3 separate regions of the Homo sapiens genome follow, and regions 1 and 3 are each linked to region 2. Evidence: read pairs that join two places in POLR2A ChIA-PET (ENCODE). Cell type or tissue: PC-9. All regions are shown on one strand.

What was found. ChIA-PET counts read pairs that join two places held together with the same protein. Peaks named below come from ENCODE experiments on the same cell type or tissue, not always from the same donor. Only the 100,000 strongest peaks of a DNase experiment are listed, where the experiment ranks them.
Region 1: POLR2A ChIA-PET joins it to region 2 with 11 read pairs; 2 of 35 experiments call an interaction of 5 or more read pairs at or near these places.
Region 3: POLR2A ChIA-PET joins it to region 2 with 15 read pairs; 2 of 35 experiments call an interaction of 5 or more read pairs at or near these places.

The regions. Positions count from the first base shown.
Region 1 is chr20:47,026,859-47,034,858 of GRCh38, reverse strand. The region is part of intron 5 of EYA2 (EYA transcriptional coactivator and phosphatase 2); the gene reads right to left. Among named protein-coding and RNA genes, the nearest start is that of EYA2-AS1, 130 kb to the right of the region's middle. In PC-9, no CTCF peak of the experiment used is centred here; DNase peaks (open chromatin) are centred at 1,498 and 7,608.
Region 2 is chr20:47,120,816-47,128,815 of GRCh38, reverse strand. The region is part of intron 9 of EYA2 (EYA transcriptional coactivator and phosphatase 2); the gene reads right to left. Among named protein-coding and RNA genes, the nearest start is that of MIR3616, 42 kb to the left of the region's middle. RefSeq lists an enhancer at 2,579-3,092. In PC-9, no CTCF peak of the experiment used is centred here; DNase peaks (open chromatin) are centred at 3,085 and 3,865; H3K27ac peaks cover 1,680 bases.
Region 3 is chr20:46,562,878-46,570,877 of GRCh38, reverse strand. SLC13A3 (solute carrier family 13 member 3) reads left to right here. Exons shown (of 13, transcript NM_022829.6): 11 at 4,488-4,649; 12 at 7,327-7,464. Among named protein-coding and RNA genes, the nearest start is that of OCSTAMP, 16 kb to the right of the region's middle. RefSeq lists an enhancer at 2,005-2,506. In PC-9, no CTCF peak of the experiment used is centred here; a DNase peak (open chromatin) is centred at 6,117.

The sequences.
Region 1 (8,000 bases), 94 kb after region 2:
TGCCACCACCAGAAGCCAGGAGAGAGGCATGGGACAGTCTCCCTCTGAGCTTCCAGAAGGTACCAACCTTGCCAATGCCTTGATTTCAGACTTCTATCCTCCAGAACTGTGAGACAATAAACTTATATTCTTCAAAGTGACCCAGATTGTGGTGCTTTGTTATGACAGTCTTAGGAAACACATCCAGGCAATTCTGTTGACTTACTGGCATTCCTCAGTTTTCCTTTTAACTTTGGTGGGGACAGGGCCTCGGGCACAAGGATAGCCTGGCCTCTGAATTGCAAAGTTGGGGATCCCTCCTCGCCTTGGTCCTGGGAAGCTGGTTCACCCACAGCAAAGCACATCCCCTCTCTAAGCCTCCACTTGCACACTTATGCAAGGAAGATATTGAACAAGATTCCTGCATCCAGACTCTACTCATCTCCCTGCCCCCACACAGTTTTTAAATATCCTCAAACTACCTGGCCTATTCTTTTATTTAATATTTCCCTTATATCAGCTTAATGTTGACTCACATTTTTGCGAAACTTACCTGTGTCCTAAGCCCTATCCGTATAATCATTCACTGTTTTTACTTAAATAAATTTGTCTGAGAAGACTTTATATTATTACTGTAAATAGAAAATCAATACCACTTGCCATTAATGATAAATACAAAACACAAAAAATACATAGGGAACAAATGTTTTTAATTCTAGCCAAATACTGTTGTCTGCCAAAGACCTTAAACCTAGGGTTTGCTCTCATCTTGTTAAAAAGAAGTATTTGCAGGGATTAGAGACACATTGAAGATATATCAGCATCAAATAGAGACTTCCTTCCTCCCTTTATCACTGAATCAGAAGGGCTGAAAGATGACAGAAAGGGGAATGACTTCCTCACTATGTGACCCAATGACTTTGAGTGCCACTTTCATGTTCCATGTAAAATAATCTCTTGTGCCAATAAATTAGTCAGGAGAGGTTATGGTATGATGTGGTAACAAACATCCCCAATATCCCACTGGCTTGAATGCAATCAAAGTTGATCTATCTTTCATGCTATATGTCCATTGAGAATCATCAGGGACTATGTTCACTGGAGTCACTCAAGGGCACCAGTTAAAGGAGCAGCCTTCAATTTGAACACTGGCAGAGTCTTGTATTGGCCATTGAATGCTCTGGCCTAGGCATGACATGATCATTTCCACTCTCAGTTCAGTGGCTAGAATTAGCTGACTGCCTCTCCCCGACACCTTGCCTGCAAGAAGGGCAAGAAATACAGTCCTGCCACTCTGGGTCATTGTGTATGATTCAGTGTCAGGAACAGCACTAAAGGCAGCCATAGCAACTCACCCAGGCCCCGGGATGGATTGACTTAGACCAACTCATATCAGGAGTTGGCAAACTATGGTCTGTGGGCTGGTCACCTGTTTTTGTAAATAAAGTTTTATTGGAACACAGCCATGCCATTTGTTTATGTGTCATCTATAACAATGTTCACAGTGCATTGGCAGAGTTGAGCAGTTGCAACAGAGACTGTATAGCCTGCAAAGCCTGAAGTTTTTCCTATTTGGACTGACCCCTGACCTAGATGATCTCTATCACCCCTTCTAGAAATACACTTCTGGGATCCTGGGTTGTCTCTAGTAGGCTTCGGTATTTGCCTCCTCTTGGCTCTCTTCTCTTGCTCCTAAGCGATCAAAAATACTCCACTGACCTAAAGGTCAGGCAGCCGGCTAGGGCTCACCTGCAGCAGCAGCTGGGATGGCCCTGAGCTATGGTCTTGGGGGTTGCACAATCTTTTTGAGCTGCCAGTTCTTACAGGCTGCAGTTTAGGGCTGGAGTAGCAGAGATGCAAAGTGTGGCGAGACCTGGCGAGGCCTGCTGCGGGAATTGGAAGGGGGCCCTGGTTGCCACAAAGGGAGACACATACGGGGACAGCAAATGGCTGCAGCAACCAAAATTCAAGATTGCAGGCTTCTCTGTGAAAACAGTGAAATGTGGGAAGTTTTGTCCATTTCAAGGGGAATGGCTAAATGCCGTGGTATATCCATAACACTAACCATGATAGCCAAAGCAAGGAAGCACTTGACTTTGTCCCAGGCTTCACAAAAGCTACTCCTATAAACCCCATTTCACAGATGAGAAAATCAAGTCTCACAGCCAGTGAGTGCAGAGGCGGAGATTCAACCCCAGCATCTGGCTTTCTCGATGCAGTACTGCAGCGTCTGCAGAGGCCAAACAAGAGACTAAAGTGGGTTTGTTTGAACCGACTTTGAGAGATCTCCGAGACATGTTAATTGGCGAAAAATATAAAAGACAACTTATAAAACAAGATGCACACCAAGATATTACTTGTGTTTAAAAAAACAGGATTTTCTACTGGTGAGAAGAAAAATAAGCTCGTAAATGCATACATAGAGAATGTTCTGGAAAGATACACACTAATAGCACTGATGTGGTTTAAAATAAATGTATGAAAAATAAAAAGCAGTGTAAGAAGGCAGGTGGATTCAGGACTAGGGGGCTAAGCTGCCTTCCTGGGACATGTGTAAAGCTACTGAATGGGAAATAATACAAAAATCAGGAATTCCCTGCATGTTCCCCGGGCCCAGGGAAAGAAGCACATAACTCAAAGGTGGGTGGAATCTGGACTCTGGTCCCCGCTTTACCACCTGAACTTTTAGGAGCAGCAAAAATCTGGTTTGCTTTAAGGGTACATACTGAGCATCCCACAGCCTGGCTTCTGTCCTGGCTGTGCCTCCTCTCTGAACTGAGGAGTTGCAGGGTCTGTGTGTCTGTCTGTGCCTCTCTAATAAATGGCTCCCTGCCTGAGGCTGTATTTCCCCTACCCCTTAATTACCCCTTTCAATTCCTGAACAGAAGGCTGGGCTGCCTGGGCTGGGAGCAGGCTGCTCTCCTTTTATCTCTAAGGAATTAGCAGGGCAGGGACTTGTTCCTTGGATAGGACTCTGCATTTTTTGTGTGTTTGTACTGGTTTTTAAAATTTGGTGCATTTTTTTTCCTTTTTCTCATTCCACTCCCCTTCCCCCACCCCTGCCCCTGCCAATGATCAGATGGCAGAGAGATTTCATCTATGACTTTTCAACAAATTGTGCAGGTGCAGACCCTGGTTGTGGGCCCAGTTCTCATTTCATCGAAACGTCAGAAATAAAAATGATAAACAAATGAAATAAGAAACAAGTGACACAAAAGCAACGTCATCAAAGCCGTGCTCTGGGCCTTCATTCCTCTGGGAGTAAAAGGATAAGTTGTAATAATTCTAGAATTTTCTGAATGGGGTCACTGAGATCTGGCAGGCATTGTCACAGGTACACTTGTGAATACTGGCTTCACTGTGTCTGACCTAGAGAAGCGGAGGGGAAGGGAGAGCTAGGGACAGGTCAGGCACTGTCTCAGGACAGAACTCCCTCCTGGCCTCCTTGCAGCCCTTGCCATCCCCCCATAGTCCACTCATCCCAGCAGTCAACTGGTCTTTCTGAGATGCAAACCAGATCACCTGCCCTGTTTTAGAACCCCATGGCTTCCCGGTGCCTGAGCACCGGCCAACTCATTCCCCACCCCTCTCCCCTTGGCTCCTCAGCCACTTGGCCTCCTATCTGCTGGCGACACTTGTGACCCATGGCTGGCTCTTCCGAATTTGCAAGTGCCAGCTCCACTGTCACTTCCTCAGAGAGCCTGGCGTCCTTCCTGGTTTCTCTTTGTTACATCTCCCTGTTTATTCTCCTTGGAGCACTCATCACAGTTGACATCATCTTGTCATTTGCTCATTTCCTTACCCACTGCGTGTTGCAACTGAATTGTGGCCCCCAGATTCGTTATGTTGAAGCTGTAACCCCCAATTGTGACTGTATTTGGAAACAGGGCCTCCAGAGTAGTAATGAAGATTAAATGAGGTCATAAGAGTTACAAGGTAATAACTGGTGTCTTTATAAGCAGCAGCAGCCTGGTGTGCACCTGTAGTCTCAGCTACTCAGGAGGCTGAGACGAGAGGATCGCTTGAGTCCAGGCATTCGAGGTTATAGTGACTACGATTGCACCACTGCACTACAGTCTGGGCTATAGAGCAAGACCCTGTCTTTCAAAAAAAGGAGACACCGGAGATTTCTCTCTCTGTGAACCCAAAGAGGAGAGGCCATGTGTTCACAGAGCGAGCATATACAAGCAAGCCCTCACAAGGAAGAGAATCTGCTGGCACCTCCATCTGGGACTTCTAGCTCCCAGAGCTGTGAGAAAATAAAGTTCTGTTGTCTAGGCCACCAAGACCATGGTATTTTGTTATGGCAGGTTAACTAGACTCATGCACCGCCTGTATCCTCCCTGGGATATAAATTCCATGAAGGTGTGGCTTGACTGTCAGCCTGGGGCTGTGTGGCCCATGCTTAGCATGCTGCCTGCAACAGAGCCTACGCTGGTGAATGTTTGCTGAGTGAATGACAGATGTTCATTCCTACACCACAGCCACCTCTCCCCATGCCTGAACCTGCCACTGTGTAAACCAGTGGTTGGGTGGCTGCAGTACCCCTAGGGGGTGCCTGGAAATTCATGGGGACACTTTTATTGGAGGAACTAGTGGCATTTAGTGGGCAGGTGACAGAGGTGCAGACATTCTGCAATGTGTGGAGAGTCCAGCAAAAGGAAGACCATTCCCAGGTCCCACCTGACTTTCAAATATCCAACCAAACATTCAGGCAGATAAGATCTGGTTTTAATAATATGACCCTAGAACACAGAGCTCAGCCAAATCCAACCCACCACCTGCTTTTGTAAATAACACTGTCTTGGAAGACAGCCTTGCCCATTCGTTGTCGTATTGACTATGGCTGTTTTCAATCTACAATGACAGAGTTACGAGTAATTGGGACAGAGACCTATGACCCTCAAAATCTAAAATATTTACTCTCTGGCTCTTTTACAGAAAGTTTGCTCACCTCTGTTCCAACACATCAGTCCATTTTACAAGCAGAATTTTTTTTCAGGGCTTTAACATACATAGAACTTTGTAAGAATGCTATTGTAATATGTTCAATTGTAACTGTACTGTGTTCAATAATTCTTAATTGAATATTTAACGATGTTCAATTATGTGTTGTAGAAAAAAGAAAAAGAGATGGGGTGAATGAAACTTGGAAGAAGTGTTATAAAAACTTAGTGAGTAGGCAAGGAGCTTGGGTGATATGGGCAAAATGTAAAGATGTGTTAAGTATAGAGAATAAGGAAGTTAGTAACCTTGTAGACAGAATGAATGGGAGGTATGAGGAAAAGGATGTAAGAGACAGCAGTGCTACTTATAGAGGAAGGGGTAAAAGGAGTAGGTAAGCCTTAAATATGAAGAAGGACCTGATCATGCTTCCCCTGCAGATACAGTTATGTCAACCCCAAATTGGCCACCCACTGGTTACAACCATTATGGCATCATTCTGGTTCCACCTGTCTTCTGCCCTGAAAATATGGATAAAAGCCATGGCTGCCCATCAAAGTAACTGGCGAGCTACAGGGTGGCCAGGCAAAGTTGCCACAGCATGTCTTCGATAAGCTCCTTCTATGGGCTGAGCCCTTGTTCAACTTCAACTCTTAATTCTAGAAACCACGCCATCATTATTCTTCCAGCTGATGTGGCTGAGACAGGACACATCCATAACCTGTGGCCCTTCTGCCTTCTTACACCCTGTCCTGAATATGCTAACCCCCATTTCTTCCCCTTCTGAGCTCAGAGTCCCCTGCCTTCACATCAGTTCTCTCCATGGTCATGATAGAGAACACAGTTAGCAAAATGGCAGCCTGTGGGCTGAATCCAATCTGTACATGTGCTTTGGCTTGCACAGTAAGTTTTATTTTATTTTAAAAATTTGTTGCTACCAATTTAAGTCTTTTTAATTGGGAAATTTCTTATAAAAGATTTCTGGCATTTGTTTTTTTTTAATTTAAATTTTGAATAATCTATGGCATCGCAATAACCAGCTTTAATGGGGTGGGGCTACCCCGGTATATAGGGCTGGGGCTCCTTAGTTTGCCACAGGGCCACCCAGCCATCTTCACACACTGACCTTGTGGGCTGGCTCATGAGGCATCTGGATCTGTGACCAGTGGCAGAGTGAAGAGCACAGGCTTGGAGCCAGACAGTTGCAGACTCTGTCTTGGCCCTGTGTCCTAGAGCTTTACAGGTACAATTTTACATGTGTTGTGCCATCATTGGATTATTGTCCATCTCTCATCCCTGGTGTGAACTCCAGGGGGGCAGGGACTGTATTTGTCTTGCTCACCTCTGCTTTCTCAGCACCTGGCACAGTGCCTGGCACAGAGGAGATGCTCCCTTAATATCTACTGGGATGACGGCTATATGAAGGCACCAGCTTCTGTCACTCACCAGCTCCTGATGCCACACGTAGACCTGCTTTGCTTTGAAAATCCGTCTGATAGTGGGGGCAAGAAGAGAAGAAGGTGAAGCATCTTCAAAAGAGAAACAAACAAAATGCTCAGGATATTAGCTTTTCCATTTCTGCTTTTGCATGTCTAGGAAAAACCTACTGTCTTAGTGCAGGCTGCTGTCACAGAATGCTGTCACCTAGGTGGCTTAAACAGCAGACATTTATTTCTCATAGTTCTGGAGTCCAAGAAGTCCAAGGTCAACGTGCCAGCTGGTTGGATTCCTGGTGAAGGTCTTCTTCCTGGCTTGCATATGGTCACCTTCTCACTGTGTCCTTGCATGGCCTGTCCTCAGTATGTGCATTCAGGGAGAGACAAGGAGGTCGAGATCTCTCTCTCTCTTTCTTTTTATAAGAACAGCAATCCCATTCTGAAGACCCCACCCTCATGACCTCATTTAACCCTAACACCTCCCAAAGGCCTCATCACCAAAACCCATCACATTGGAGGTAACAGCTTCAACATATGAATTTTAGGGGCGGGAAACAATTCAGTCCATAACACAACTTAAGAGTTAGCTTTGAAACATTGCTTAGACCTGTGCTGCCCAATAGAGTAGGTGCATTTACAATTAATTAAAATTAAACAAAATTAAAAATTCAATTCCTCAGTTGCACTAACCACATTTCAGTGCTCAGTAGCCACCTGTGGCTAGGGGCTATCACGTTGCACAGCCACTCAGAGGATTTCCATCATCACAGAAGGGTCTGTTGGACAGCACTGCCTTAGCAAATTGCTGTTGAACTAAACTCCCTCCTGATCCCAAACTCATTCTCAATCTCTCCAGCTGTTTCCGCCTGTTACCTCCAGTGGCTTTTGGAGATAGGGGTGACCAAATCTAACTTGTTATGTAACTAGAGGAAAGACCCTCCATTTAAACTCTATACGTTCTAAATTCAGAAGACTTTAGCTCAAGCAAAAGGCAGCAAGCCTGCCAGCACACATGAAGGGGAGGGGAGAGTGACCCCCCAGGCTGGAGGTGTTGCACAGGGGCGAGAATGCTGACATGCATGGGGAAACTTCACCCACTTCATTGTGTGCAGAAGAGTTGCTGATTCACATTAGGGAACTCGGCCTCAGTCCAACAACCCATAGGATGCCAAGACTGGCTCCTGTCTTGACCGATGCAGTGAGATCAGGAAGATTTAGACTGCTCAAAACTGGCTGGGCTGGGACAGCCTGAAAGATGCCATCACCGGAGAGAAATAGGGAAATGACTCCATTTCACCATGAGGAGGCCACTGGGCTCCACTCTCAACTATGGCCACACCTATCACTCAAGTTCTCTGAAACATACCTCACTGATGAAATAAGCCAGAGGTGGGGGAACCCAAAGGAGGTGATCTGTGTGGTTCCCCAAGTCACCACTTAGCTTGTGATTTGCCCCATCTAGACATCTCGGGACCTGTGGTTCAGTTAAAATATGGAGCAAGACTGCAAGATGTGGGCATGAAGCCAGCCTTATACGTGTTTGTATGCTTCACAAGGTGTTTCAAAGAGAGTGTATATCAATTGTCCATATTGAAAAAGAATAAGGAGATTTCACATTAAATAGAGTTTTAGGGATCACTT
Region 2 (8,000 bases):
GAATATGTGTGAACTTTGTGTACATTATCCCATTTCCTCCTCAAAATATCTTTTCCCTGTTTTACAGATAAATCAAAACTCAGACTGATGAAGTGACTTGTCCAAGGTCACGCTGCCAATAAGTGGCAGAGCTGGGATTCAAATCTAGGACTGTCTAACTCAAGAATCCAAAATCTTAACCATTTTACTCATAAATATATCTTCATGGGAACTAGTAACATAAAATGAAATGATTTATTAGGAAAAAAAAGCTTAGGGCAGATAACCACCAGATTTTTTTTTTTTTCGTAAATGCCTGATTTGTAACTGTTGATGTCTACTTTTAATGAAACAAACAACATGTTTAATGACAATTACACTTCCAAAGTGAGGAGAAACGGCAGGCAGCTGCCACCTAAAAATCAGCCCTGATTCTTTTCTCAGGTCTCAGGCTGGCTTTCCTCTCTGATAACTGCAATGCTGGTCTTTGGAGGGGACAAAAGGAGAGCCCACAGGGTGGGAAACCGTCTCCCCTTATTGCTGTGGAGTATGTGTGTCTTTAATTTCCTGGACTTGATATGAAAAGGCAAAGCTAACTGGAAAATCCCTTCCTTGTCAGCTGCCATTTGCTGCCTGCCAAAGGCCGGGAATGGCTCTGCGGGAACCAGACACCTTGGCCGCGATTGGAAATCAGCTCATTTTAGCTGCCCCCGAAGGGCTCAGAACCATCTCTCTCTGCTCCCAGCCTTTCCCCTCACTTACTTGTAGCCCATGTCTTTCTAGGATGTCACCCTAGGAGTCAAAAACAGGTGTGTTTGTGAAAAGATTAACTTTAGGGCCTCTTTAGATCCATTAATCTTATCAAATGCAACATATCCAAAGATAATTTTCAGAAAACAGCAACACTCTCTGAATAATGTCTTGGTCTGTCAGCAACGCTAGCTGTCTGTTTCGCTCTTGTCAAGGGTCTTGCAGGTGGGATGCCACGGTCAGTCCTTCCAGATAGAAACACGAAGCCTACGGCCCTTGCTCTAAGAAGCTTGAATTCTGACATCTTAAGCATTGGACTCAACCCAGTCCCAGGATTAAGCCCTCCAGGACTGTCTGCTTATCTTTCCAGCTTCAGACACAGCTCTGAGCCCTTGGGGAGGAGAGTCTTGGGAGCCCCAAAGAGGCATCAGAGATCTCTGAACACATCCCTCAGCCCAAGGAGGCTCAGAGGGTGAAATTAGTTAATCTGCTTTGTGCTCTTCATACATATTTTCTTTTCTTTTTTGTTATCTTGGCTCACTGTAACCTCTGCTTCCCGGGTTCAAGTGATTCTCCTGCCTCAGCCTCCTGAGTAGCTGGGATTACAGGTGTGTGCCACTACAGCTGGCTAATTTTGGTATTTTTAGTAGAGATGGGATTTCACCATGTTGGCCAGGCTGGTCTCGAACTCCTGACCTCAGGTGATCCTCTCGCCTCGGCCTTCCAAAGTGCTGGGATTACAAGCATGAGCCACCGAGCTTGGCCACATAAGCATTTTCTTAAGGAAACTTGCATAATAAGTAGAGGTAGATGTTTGGGAATTTGGGGACTGTCTTCAAATATTCTTGTACTAACAATTTCATCCGTAACTAACTGTTCAGTTGAGAACAGTTAGTGGCACTTTAGATGTGTTTCTGAAGAATTTCTGGTGGCCTGGTTAACAAATTCACTAAGTTAATTAATTAACTTTTTTTTTTTATAAGAGATTCAGCCTAATTTTGAGGGGGTGGGGTGGGGACTGATGGGTGCATTAATATTGCTTTTGTGTGTTTACAAATTGCTTCTAGAGTGAGCATTTGAGCATTCTACAAGAATGAAAAGTCTGAGTAATTATATAAGAATGAAACATTTGAGGATTCTACAAATCAGGGTTTTTCCGCTTTGGCACTGTTGGCATTTTGAGCCAGATAATTCCACGTTGTAGTTCCATCCTGTGGGTTGTAGGAATTTGAGCAGCATCCGTGGCCTCTACCCACTAAATTCAGTAGCACGCCTACCCAGTTGTGACAGTCAAAAATGTCTCCAGACGTCACCAAATGTCCTCTGAGGGACAAGATCACCCCTAGTTGAGAATCACTCCTCTAAATGATTTTTAAAATAATGAAAAAGCTTGGTCCTTAGTGTTAGTAAATTAACTTTGGAATTACAGAGTGGGCAATGAAACTAACTTTCTAACTTGTTAATGAAACCAGCTTTCTAACTAAGAGATGAACTAAATGAAAAAAAACAAACCTAAGTCTCTCCCCGCCAGCTGAGTGGGAGGTGCCACTTTCTTGTCTCAAGGGGCAGCTCTGCCCAGTAGTTAGGACTGACTCCTGCAGCCAGACAGCTGGCTGCAATCTGCGCTCTGCCCTTATTGCTAGAAGGTACGTGACTTGGGACAGGCCACTTAACCTCACGAAAACCCACGGCATCTACCTCCCTGAGACAGGTTAGGGAGGTGATGGGTGGAAAGCACTTGGGATGCATGGGCGGCTTGCGGCAAGCACTACTAGCGGGCTAGTCATCCTTGTTCACAGAATCGCTTCTCCGGGGCCTGGTTGGTCACACCTAGCATTTGCACTGGGCTGCCCCTTTCTCAGGTGCCACGCGAAGGGAAGGTCGGGGGAGGCGTTTGGCCTCGCGCTTTGCAATCCCAGGCCCTTTCCTTTCTTAACACTCAGACTGCATTTGGGCTGGGCTTGTGTCTCCTTGGGGGCCTTGTCTGGGCTTGCAGACTGTTGCTGCAAAGTGCAGACCTGCCCGTCTGCAGACCTGCCCTCTCTGGAGATGTCTCAAAAATACAGGCAGCTTGCTGCCTGCCTTCGCCTCACTTTTCTTCTGTGTCAATTACCCTGACGTCCTGAACTTCAGGACACATGTGCTTCAGCACCAATCCTGGAATGGAGATCTCCTCCCCTCTCTCTTTTAAAGAAAAAAAAACACACACAAACACACAAAACACATCAAAACCATCACACTATCCAAGCCAACTGGGTCTTTAAAAAATCACCGCCAAGGAGCTGTTTACAAGTTGAACAAATAATTACTCTGCCACAAGGAAGAAAAGTATTAATTAAAGCTGTTCATTAAACCAGCTCCCTATTCTGTGGGGTTTATCTCTTGGAAGTGTCAGCCAGAGGTCAGGAATGGATTAACACACAACAGAGAGCTTTGCCAGTTAAATCTCCTCCTTGTGGTTAGCTTTTAATAATAAAGTTGTCATTAAAAGAAAGAATTTAATGGTTTTAATTGGGTTTAATTACTTGGAAACTTTTGGAAGGCAGATCAGCTTGTTTAAAAAAATTTTTTTTAGAGGAAGACAAGAAAATGATGCTGATAAAGAAAAAATAAGTTGATTCACATGTTTAAACAGTAAAGTTAAAAAAAAACTTGGCTTCTTCGACAGTTTTGTGGGAGAACACCAAAAATAGAAAAGATAATGGGTCTATCTGTACTAACAAGAACTTAACTGGCCAGGCAGGTGGCTCACACCTGTAATCCCAGCACTTTGGGAGGCCGAGGCGGGCGGATCACGAGGTCAGGAGATCAAGACCATCCTGGCTAATACAGTGAAACCCCATCTCTACTAAAAATACAAAAAAAATTAGCCGGGCATAGTGGCAGGTGCCTGTAGTCCCAGCTACTCGGGAGGCTAAGGCAGGAGAATGGCGTGAACCCAGGAGGTGGAGCTTGCAGTGAGCCGAGATAGTGCCACTGCACTCCAGCCTGGGCAACAGAGCAAGACTCTGTCTCAAAAAAAAAAAAAAAAAAAAAAAACTTAACCAAAAGACTGTAGGATACATTCCATCATCGCTGAATCACAAGAGTCAAACTCATGACAAATGATGAAATCATGGTCAAATTTAAGAGAACAAAGAAAGATGTTGAAACCGGTTCCTCTTTTGGGGTTTTGTGCAACTATTCAGCCTCTTAGAATTTTTTTTTTTTTAATCTTTGAAGAATGTTCTTTCAGCTGGACATGTCTAGCAGCTTTTAAAGTATTTTTCTAGGATATAAATTTAAAGGCAAAAATAACAAATAAATAGATAAAATGGATTGTGGATATGGAGTAGAGTGACCAACTCTCCTGATTTGCCTGGGATTGAGGGGTTTCCTGGGTCTTGGGACTTCCAGTGCTACAAGTGGGAAAGTCACAGACAAACCTGGATGAGATGATCACCCTAACAGGAGTCACTGCCCAGGGCTGAGGGGCATGTGGTGACATGGGAGATGGGTTTGTTTATGGAAAGTCATTCCAAGGACTCAGAACAGGGTTTGATGCCCAGCAAGTGCCCGCTGCTGCCATCAGCATTGACAACATCCCCATCAACACCACGTGCTTTCTGCTTATTATTAGTAGTCGTCACACTTCAGCACACTTCCTCAGATAGAACATCTTACATAACCAGCAATGTGCTTCTAAAGATGCAGCTCTTTAAAAGATACTATATGTATAGCACACCCTTGACATAAGTGACTCCATCTTAGAAAAAGACTCCATCTTACATTTTAAAAGTCATCAAGTCAACAAGAGTCCAGATGTCTACCTAATCAATAGAGACAACACCCAACCAGATAAGGGTGTAACCCTTTACCACCAGTCCTCACCAGAGGACTCAAGGGTCATAAAATGAGCAGGACCTCACCAGCTTGACATCTTAACACATTCTGTCTCACTGTCACTTGTCATCAGCACCCAGAATTTGAAGCTGAAGGCTCTGCCCAAATAAAGGACTCTTGGAAGATACTGGCAAGTGCCCGGATCAGGACTCTCTCCTTCTACATGTCACTCTCCTTGGACTGGTTCATTAGGCCCCCCACTCCCCCACCTTTTTTTTTTTTTGAGATGGAATCTCACTCTGTCACCCAGGCTGGAGTGCACTTGGCACACTGCAACCTCTGCCTCTTGGGTTCAAGTGATTCTCCTGCCTCAGTCTCCCAAGTAGCTGGGATTACAGGTGTGTGCCACCAGGTCTGTCTAATTTTTGTATTTTTAGTAGAGACGGGGGTTTCACCATGTTGGCCAGGCTGGTCTTGAACTCTTGACCTCAAGTGATCTGCCTGCCTCGGCCTCCCAAAGTGCTGGGATTACAGGCGTGAGCCACCGTACCCAGCCCGTTAGTCCCTTTTCATATCCCCTTTATTCTTGATGCCTAATGTTGCTGTTTGGCATGAAATTCTAATCTATAACATTTATATATCAATTAAGTATACTATTATGTATGGTTTGCAATATTGACTGACTTGTGGAGTGGTTTCAGCCTTTTGTGCTCATGGCCCTGACTACCAAGTGAAAGGGTAATATTAAGGAGAATTGCCTCCTTGGGAACTCCAGACAGGTCATTCTCTTGTCTTCCTCTAGCTAGTGGCTTTCATAACTGAAATAGCATCAGTGAAAGCCTGACCTTGTGGAAAGACATAAACGTGCGTGGACCTGGTTATATCTGACCTTGCCCCACTCATGACAATATTTTAATAATAATATATAGTTTCAAATAGCTAGAAGGAGGATATTAAACATTCCCAACACAAAGAAATGAGAAATGTTTGCGATGGTGGATATGTTAATTACCCTGATCTGATCATTATACTTTATATGCATCGAAACATCACCATGTACCCCATGAATGTGTACAATTATTATCTGTCAATTAAAAAAAAAAGTGTCATTTGCTTATCTACAAAAACTCTTTACTACATAGGAGGTACAGCTCCAAACACTCGACATGTATTAACTCATGTAATCCTCCCCCAGTGACCCTATAAGGTGAGTATTATTGTTATTACATCCATGCTACAGAGGTGAAAACTGAGGCACAGGAAGGCAAAGTGACTTGTCTGAGGTCACATGGCTAGGAAGTGGAGCTGTCTTTGGATCTGAGTAGTCTGGCTCTTGAGACCAGGGGTGGTGAACTTTTTCTATAAAGGTTTGGAAAGCATATATTTTAGGCTCTGTGGCCCATATGGTTTCCATCATAACTATTCAACTCTGCTGCGGTAGCACAAAAGCAGACATAGACAAGATGTAAACGAATGGGTGTGACTGTTACAATAAAACTTTATTTAAAAAAACAAGCTGGGGGAGTGGGGAGGGAGCAGATTTGGCCCATAGGATGGATGTAGTTTGCTGACCTCTGCTCTTGACCACTTTGCAATGCTGTCTCCTTGCTCTCAGATATTGAAAGTCCCTTGCCTCAAGGAGCTTATATTCTAATGGCAGAGAAGGGCATAAAAAACTAAGAAACACGCCTGTAATCCCAGCACTTTGGGAGGCCGAGATAGGTGGATCACGAGGTCAGGAGATCGAGACCACCCTGGCTAACACGGTGAAACCCCATCTCTACTAAAAAATACAAAAAAAAAATTAGCCGGGTGCGGTGGCGGGTGCCTGTAGACCCAGCTACTTGGGAGGCTGAGGCAGGAGAATGGCATGAACCCAGCAGGCAGAGCTTGCAGTGAGCTGAGATCGTGCCACTGCACTCCAGCCTAGGCGACAGAATAAGACTCCATCTCAAAAAAAAAAAAAAAAAAAAAACCAAGAAAATAACTAAGAAACATTTCATTTCAGAGAGTGACAAATGTTATGAAGAAAATGAAACATGATGACATTAATGTTAGGGAGATGATAGGGAATGAGGGGACTGTGGCAAACTGAACACCTGAGCCATTTATAGGGGGTGGTTTCTGGGCAGCTGCAGCCAAGTGATGCCATTTGGGATTGTGGGTGCAGCATGCCCAGATCTTCTGATTTTTCAAAAGAAACCAGAAAGCTGGATTTGTATGTGAAATATCCTGATTTTAAATGCTGGCAACAAATTTTAAAAGTAATAAAAAGGATATGTTTAAGGGCCAGGTGTGGCCTGCAGATGCCCTCAGTGTGATGTCTGGCCGAGGAAGGAGCTGGGGTTGGAGGGCAAGTTTGAGGGCTGGGCCAGGGAACTTGGGGCCTTGGTCAGCTCAGTTGGGTTTAGAATGGCCTTTGGAGTTCTGGGTCTGATCCCTTCTCTGCCACTTCCCAGCGTGGTAGTCTTGGGCAGAGCTTGTGTCCTTCTGGGTTGAATGGGGATTACTATGTTTAGCTTGCAGGTTCGTGTTGAAGACCAAGGAGATGACCCATGCAAAGGATCTGACCCAGTGCTATGCATGGGGAGAGAGATTTATTTTATTTTTAATTGTAGAGACAGGATCTATGTTGTCCAGGGTGGTCTCAAACTCCTGGACTCGAGTGATCCTCCTGCCTACTGTAGGTTTCTGATTATGGATTATATGCTACAAACTGAAAGTCATCATAAAAGTAGATACTTCAATTTTGTTTTTTAGCTGTACACATACAAATTTGACAACGAATGAAATGAATCAATTCCTTGAAGACCATAAACTACCCAAACTCACCCAAGATGAAATAACTACCCCTACGAAAACATTGAATTCTGGCGGGGCACGGTGGCTCATGCGTGTAATTCCAGCACTTTGGGAGGCCAAGGTGGGTGGATCACTTGAGGTCAGGAGTTCGAGACAAGCCTGGCCAAACATGGTGAAACTCTGTCTCAACTAAAAATACAAAAATTAGCTGAGTGTGGCGGCGGGTGCCTGTAGACCCAGCTACTCCGCAGGCTGAGGCAGAATAGCTTGAACCCAGGAGGTGGAGGTTGCAGTGAGCTGAGGTTGTGCCACTGCACTCCAACCTGGGCAACAGAGAAAGACTCTGTCTCAAAGAAAACCCAACAACAACAACAACAACAACAACAAACTTGAATTCCTAATTAAAAGCCTCCCAGAAAACAAAAAAGAACTGCAAGGGCTAGATGGTTCCAGGGGAGAATGCTATCAAATATTCCAAAAGAATTAGCACCAATTCTCCACAATCTCTTCAAGAAACTAATGAGGAGGGAACACTTCCAACCCATTCGATGAGGCCAGTATTATCTGGACACCAAAACCAGATGATGACAGTATAAAATTCAAACTCAAGAACTAACAAAAAGTCCTATCTGAATTTCCAAGTAAAA
Region 3 (8,000 bases), 560 kb after region 2:
TATCGGACAGACAAGCCTAATGACATGACTAAGATCCAGATTCTGAATCTTACTAGGGCACGTCATATTATTTATTTGGGCAAATCACTGAGCTTTTTTATGCTTCAGTTTCTTCAACCATAAAATGGAGATAATTGTACAGATGGTTCCTGACTTCACAACGATTCGACATACGATTTTTCAACTTTGCAATGGTGAAAGAGTGATATGCATTCAATAGAAAGGGTACTTAGAATCTTGAATTTTGATCTTTTCCCAGGCTGTGATATGTGGTGGGACACTCTCTTGTAGATGCTGAGCAATTATAAGGGTAAACAACAGATATTCTACAGTGTATAGCATTGCCAGATGATTTTGCCCAAATGTAGGCTAATGTCAGTGTCCTGAGCGCATTTAAGGTAGGCTGGGCTAAGTTATGATGTGAACAGGTAGGTTAGGTGTATTACATGCATTTTCTACTTCAATATTCTCAATTCGTGATGGGCTTATTGAGACATAACTCCACTGTAAGTCAAGGAGCATCTGTAGTCTGTATTCCATGAGGTTGCTATGAAGATTAAGTAATATTTACAAATTACTTAGAAGAGTGCCCAGCACAGAGTAAGCACTATGTTGCTTTGTTAAATTAAATGATAGATCATATTCAGTGCTTACTAAGTACAGAGAGTGTTTCGTGTGCACTTATTTAATCCTTACTGCAATCGCTTAAAGAAATCAAGGAACAGAGATGTTAATTAATTTGCCCAAAGTCACACAGCTTGTAAATGGTGCAGTGGTTTGAATGTTTATACATGTACATAAAGCCTTGTCTTTTTTCCTTCCTTTAATCAAATTCGCTGGTCTCTTTACCTAGGAATTATTATACAAAGTTGTATGCACACAGCCGAGCCCGTTGTGTTTTACAAAGCCTTTTAAAAGATTTTCAAGGGTATTTTGGCCACAGGAGTTTTTGACTTCAAATATTGAACTTATGCCATAACAAACCCCCTTATAAGATGCTCCTCTACTGTATATCAAAGACACCAAGAAGAGAGGACCTGGTTGAAGTAAGAAAACAGGAGGAAGAGGGAAACATCACTGTACCAACTCCATCTCCCCACCTCCCATTTTTGCAAGGTGGCCTTGGGTACTTCTGGTCATCTTCAAGGCCACTAAGGAACATAATTTGACAACCACTGTGCTGGGTGATTTCTGAGTTCCATCACTTCAGGCATCTTGTGACTTCATGCTACTGGTTATGGCAGGCGCTAACCAAGCGCCCAGCCACTTTCCTAGGCCCTTTATAGATTCACTCCTTTTCTCCCAACAATAACCTTCTGGGACAGGCACTATCATTATCCCTCGTTTACAGATAAGGAAATTTTAGCACAGAGAGGTTAAGTGACTTGCCTAGGAAGTTAAGTGACAGCTAGAAAAGATTAAGCTGGGAAGCAAACTCAGTCTGACTCCAGAGCCCCTTCTCTTCACCTTCTGGCCATGCCACCTCTGACCTTGGCTGTTGCTGGTCCCTGGAGTCCCTGGGAATACTGTGGGGCTGTGTGTTTCCAAGGAAACAAAGCTTCCAATTCCTAAGAATATGGGAAAGAGTCTGGGGCATGGTGGCTCATGTCTGTAATCCCAGCACTTTGGGAGGCCTAGGCAGGAGGATCGCTTAAGCCCAGAGGTTCAAACCAGCCTGGGCAACATAGTAAGACCCTGTCTCTACAAAAAAAAACACTTAAAAAAATTTAGCCAAACATGGTGTTGTGTGCCTGTAGCCTTAGCTACTCAGGACACTGAGGTGGGAGGCTTGCTTGAACCCAGGAGATAGAGGCTGCAGTGAGCTATAATTGTGTCACTGCACTCCAGCCTGGGTGACAATGTGAGGCTCTGTCTCAAAAAAATAAATAAAATAAAATGGGAAAGGGCAGGTGAAGTCCCTTTAGAGTCCCCAGTAGAACCCTACGCAACAGGCGTTTTCCTCTCTTAGGAAGCTGCCAGACCTCCCTCCAGCGCTGGAGCTGTGCCAAGGCCTGTGTGGCTGCGAGGATGCTGGCTGGAAGCCCGGTCACTCAGAGGCCCAGCTACGGGGCAGCTCCTGGCTTCTCACTTGCCCGAGTCATTAATATTCCCTCTCTCTAGCCCCTCTCCCTTTAATTGCGCACAGAGCTGTCAGGTCAGACTCTTTGCCAGAGCTGTGGCCTATGGGAAAAACCAGAGGTCCCATTTTCTCCCTGCAGCACTCCTTGCAGCCAGGTTAGGGGCTGTGGCCTCCACGCTGCCACTTACCGTATTCCCCAGGCTAGCAGACAAACTGCAGGTGTACCAGAAACACCTTAGTTTCATGAGGACTCTTCTGGGGACAAATATTTTTAAGCATTTATTATTCTTACATTGAAGGTAACTTTTAAGTCAAATTGTAGGGGCAAGTGTACTATTTTATTTATGTAAAAACTGTATGCTCTATTCTATTTTTTTTTTTTTTTTTTTTTTTTTTGAGATGGAGTCTCGCTCTCTCTGTCACCCAGACTGGAGTGCGGTGGCGTGATCTCAGCTCACTGCAACCTCCGCTTCCCTGGTTTAAGTGATTATCCTGCCTCAGCCTCCTGGGTAGCTAGGATTACAGGCGTGCACCACCACGCCTGGCTAATTTTTGTATTTTTTTTTAGTAGAGATGGGGTTTCACCATGTTAGCCAGTCTGATCTCGCACTCCTGACCTCAAGCGACCTGCCCACCTTGGCCTCTAAAAGTGCTGGGTTACAGGCGTGAGCCACCATGCCTGGCCCTGTATGCTGTCTTCTAGAATCGATTATGAAATTTTTAAGTTCTGAGTAAGCAGGGACTTTTCTATTAAAAGTAAAAATATATATATAAAGTGTCTTTGGTATACTGGATTGATAAAAGGGCTATGGTAGCAATACATTGGATTCTGAATGTTAATGGACTAACCCAGCTCTGCCCTAGATCAGCTCCAAAACCTACAGCTTTGTTCTAGGTCTAAGCAAACGGTGGCTTTATTGTGATCTTGCTGCATCACAGTTGCACCAGGGGACAGCATTGAGCATATTTTGACATCCTCAGCTTTGCCGTTTTGTGGTTATAATGATGTGTTGGGTCAGTTATTTAAGGATGCATTTGATGGTGAGAGGACAGAGGTGCGGAAGAGTATTCTAGATGTTATACACTGGTAAATAGGGTAGCTTCTGGAGAAGTCAGCAGAGAGAGCACCCAAATAATTCTGCAGCACTGACAGGCGAGTGGAGTCTCGGTGAACTTCTCTACCCGTCTCTGCCCTGGAGGACTGGAGTCAGCACTGGGCATTGCTCTTAATTTACAGACAAGGTGACAGACTGGTGGGTCCAGAGGAAGATGCTGATTTGCGGGGAGCTTTGCAGAATCACACATCTTATGGAGGTAGATGGGTGTCTCAGGCACTACTTTTAGGGATCCTGGGCAAGTCACAAAAACTTTTTCAGGCTGAAGTTCCTCCTCAGTAAAACAGGAACCAATATTTACCTTTTGGGATGGTTGGGAGGAGTCAAGGAGCTAATGCCTGCAGGTGCCTGGTCCCCTGTAAAGCCTCAATAATGGTGATTCTTACGACAATGAATAATAATGCAACGTTAATATTTGTAGTATTATCATTGTAGTAATTATCCTTATTACTGTATGTGTGTATATATACAAATACATATATATATGTAGCTTTTGAGACAGAGTTTCTGTCGCCCAGGCTGGAGTGCAGTGGCGTGAGGTTGGCTCATTGAAACCTCTCCCTCCCAGGTTCAAGCGATTCTCATGCCTTAGTCTCCCGAGTAGCTAGGATTACAGGCACACATGTGATTTTTGCATTTTTAGTAGAGGCAGGGTTTCGCCAGGTTGGCTGGCCTGGTCTCGAACTCCTGACCTCAAGTGATCCGCCTACCTCAGCCTCCCAAAGTGCTGGGATTACAGGCGTATAAATACCATTATTATTGATAATTACATTGATTGTGTTGTAGTTGATGTATATCTGATACGTGTTTTATATATGATATATAGTAAGTCTTGTATATATATTTCATACATATTAATATATTATTAAATAATAATTATAAAAATAATGAATATTTTATATAAGTAACTATTATGATTTGGGTAATTAATAACCTTCACTGGAGGGATGAGAAGTTTTACTACTGAGGGTCTGGTTTGATTTCCCTTTCCCACTTAAATCGGTGCTTAGGGGTGCTAGAACCAAATGGATTATTGGAGACCCAGGGGTTTGGGTCCCTGGCCTGTATGAGATAGAGTGGAGAGCAGTTCGAGAAGTAGAGAGGCTGCTGGCTCAGATGTGTGACCTTGGCTCGAATGTGTGACATTGGACACGTCACCTCCCCTCTCTGCACCTCAGTCTCCCCATCTGGGAAGGGGTATGGTCGTCATTGTTGTGATCTATCCTAACCCTCTCTGGGGGGCGGCAGCTGGGGATGGGCTGGGGTATGAAGGAATGCCTTTCCCTCCGCAGGAATCGGGGCTGTCTGTATGGATTGGTGGGCAGCTGCACCCCCTGGAGAATGTGCCCCCCGCCCTGGCTGTGCTGCTCATCACTGTGGTCATCGCCTTCTTCACTGAGTTTGCCAGCAACACGGCGACCATCATCATCTTCCTGCCGGTCCTGGCAGAGCTGGTGAGGGTCCTTCTGGGGAAGAGGGGAGCACCCCTCCCCCAACACACATTCAGAAATCTTCCCCCGCCAAGGGACCTTCACTGGGGGCCACAGTTGCCATTGCTGTCTTCCAAAATACATGAACGTATCAGAACCACAGTACAATTTTTTTAAATACTGGATGTTTTCCTTCAAAAAATGTATACATAGAGTAAATATTTTCAAAGTGCTCCCAATTCTCTCTTCTGGGAAAATTAACCCATGGTGACATGGAGAGTTTTCTAGAACAGGTAAATTACCAATTTTGGATGAAGAAGAAGTAGAAAATCTGAGTAAACAAATGGCCATAGGAGAAATTCTAATGGAAGCAAAGCAGTAGCCTCCCTCTAAAGCAGGGGTTTCAACACTGTTGATAGTTGGGGCTGGATCATTCTCTGTATGGGGCTGATCCGTGCACTACAGGGTGTGTAGTGGCATCCCTGGGCTCTGCTCACTAGAGACAAGTGGCGCCTCCCTAAATCATGACAATCCAAATGTCTCCTAGCATTCCCAAATATCCCCGTCAGGGGAACAAATCCTTCCCCCTACCCAGCTGATGACTCCTGGGCTAAAAATCACCAGCCCCAGGCCGGGCTCTGCCACTCATGCCTGTAATCCCAGCACTTTTGGAGGCTGAAGCAGGCAGATTGCTTGAGCTCAGGAGTTTCAGACTAGCCTGGGCAACATGGTGAGACCCCATCTCTGCAAAAAATACAAAAAGTAGCCAGGCTTAGTGGCAGGTGCCTGGGCAACAGACCCAGATCCAGATCCTGTCTCAAAACAAAAACAAAAACAAAATCACCAGCCCCAGGTGGTTTGCTGGGTGAGAGCTAGCAGATTTGCAAGGAACAGAGAGTTCCCAACTCACCCAAACTGTTCACCAGCATAGAAAAATAGACATGGCCACTCAATTTATAGCTAGCAAAACCCTGGCCCCAAAACCAGGTAAGGAGAGCAAGGGAAGAGAAAGCTATAATTCAATCTCCTGTAAAAAGAAATGCAAATAGCAAAATGAAACCATGACAGAATGAAAAGAACAATATACACATGATCAGGTAGCTTTTATACTAGGAGTTTTAAAAAGGAAACTATCAATATAGTTTTATATTTAAACAGATTAAAGACCAGACCATGTAATTACCTTAATGTAACCCACGCTGATAAAATTAAATCAATGATGCAAGTAAATGCTTTGTATGCAAACAGTGATGCCCCAGCACACATACCTGCAGCACCTTGTCTTTGGTTTCTGTCTGCTTATTTTATGCATCAATTTATCTGTGTTAGCACACAGATATACACTGTGTTATTTTTCAATGACGGGAGAATATTCCATTATAAATGGACAGTTGTTGGTTTATTTAAGCAATCTCTCTGCCCAATGGAAATATAGGTATTTCCAGACTTTGCTGTTACTCAACAATGACGTGTCACCTGAGCCTTGTCTATGCATTCATTGATTACATCTAGAGAAATTCCTGTGACTGAGATTCCTGGGTCAAAGAGCATGTACGTTTAAAATGTCGTTAGAGATGAGGAAATTGCCCTCCAAAGTGGCTCACCATTTTATAGCAGTATGGGGTGGGAGTCCTCAGAGGGACCTGGTCACTGAGAGAAATGAGAGTATTATAGGGGGTATGGGGACGGAGACGGAGCATAGAACCCAGCCAGGTCTGTAAGGGGCAGCTTTTGCTGGAAAAGACACTTGTAAATGACACATTCTTGTAAACTTTGCTTATCATCAAAATCAAAAAACATTTTACATGCAAGGGGGTGATTTTAGAGCTTTTTGAGAAAATAAATATGCTTTGGGTTGCAAAAATTCCCTAGAAGGCCCAAAAATATCCTATTTAAGTAAAACGCCATAAAAGTGATCAGTATGAATTGTAGGCAGGAGAGGTGACAAACTGGTGGCCCACTAGCTGAGGCCAGCTCATAGGGGGGTTTGATACACACAGTCTTAGAAATTTGGAAGAGCTGCCAACAGATGCTCTCATGAGCTCTCTTTCTCACTGAAATCCAGGGATGCCCCCAACAAGAGGTATCCAGAGGCCAACTCTGGGTTGAGATTGTTTGGCTGAGGGAAGGAGCAGGCAGAGGAAGTATTTTAAAGCCCTGGTTCTCAGTGTACAGTCCTTAGACCAGCAGCACCGGGGGAACACGTCAGGAATGCAGATTCTTGGATCCCACCCCAGACTTGCTGAATCAGCAATTCTGGGTGAGGTGGGGCCAGCCATGTGGGCTTTAACCAGCCCTCCAAGTGCTTTTCTGCACTCTCACATTGGAGAAGGAGTGTTCTAGGTACACCACCCCAGCCCATCCCTGATCAAACCACAGTGTGGCCCTTGAATGTCACTAACCCTGGGAATGTTCTCTCCACCTCTCTCTCGATCTGGTTCTCTTCTTACCTGCTTGTCTCTGTTTCTGCCTGTGCATGTGTCTTTCTGACTGCCTTTCTCTCTCTGTCTCTCTAACTCTCTCTTCTCACTTGTCCCTGTTGTTCTCTGCCACTCTGCCAATCTCTATGGATGTCTTTGTCTCTCTGTCTCTACGTCTTTGTGTCCCTCTTTCCAACTGCCTCTCTCTCTCTCTCTCCCTCTTGCTGTGGTCGCTCTGCGTTGGTCTCTCTCCGGGTCTCTCCCACCTTTTCCTGGCCCAGGCCATCCGCCTGAGAGTGCACCCCCTGTATCTGATGATTCCGGGCACAGTCGGCTGCTCCTTTGCCTTCATGCTCCCGGTCTCAACGCCCCCCAACTCCATCGCCTTCGCCTCTGGACACTTGCTGGTCAAAGACATGGTGAGTCTGGGCATTTCCCAGCAGAGGCCCCGGGATGTGGGTGGGCCGCAAGGGGGCGGGCAAGGCCTCTATGCAGGACTCCTGCACGCTGACCCCACTCCCCAGTCTCTGAATAGATCTTTCTGAGTGGGACCAGGAACATACATTTAGCAGAGACTCTGGGATGATTCCTGCACTTAGACAATCTCAGGAAACACTGCCTTAGTGACTACTTTCCAAAATTTGCTCCAGAGGCAAGGAACTTCCCCTTCCCTCTGGACCCCACTTCGTGCCCAGAATCTTCGGGGGAGAGAAGCAGCAGACACACCCTAGGACTCAGGGGTGGGCCTCAGTGCTCAGCCAGCTGGGAAGGAGACAGAAGCGGAGGACTGTAGCAGTGGGAGGACCCCACCAGCTTTCAGCAGGGCCCAGCCATTGGCAATATGTTCCCTCCCCCGGAAGGTCCCTGCTGAACCAGCTCCTCCCTTCCCGCTCCTGACTCCTGCGGCCTTTTCCCTCTCCACTGGCTTTGCAAATAACCCTTCCAAAGCTGTCAA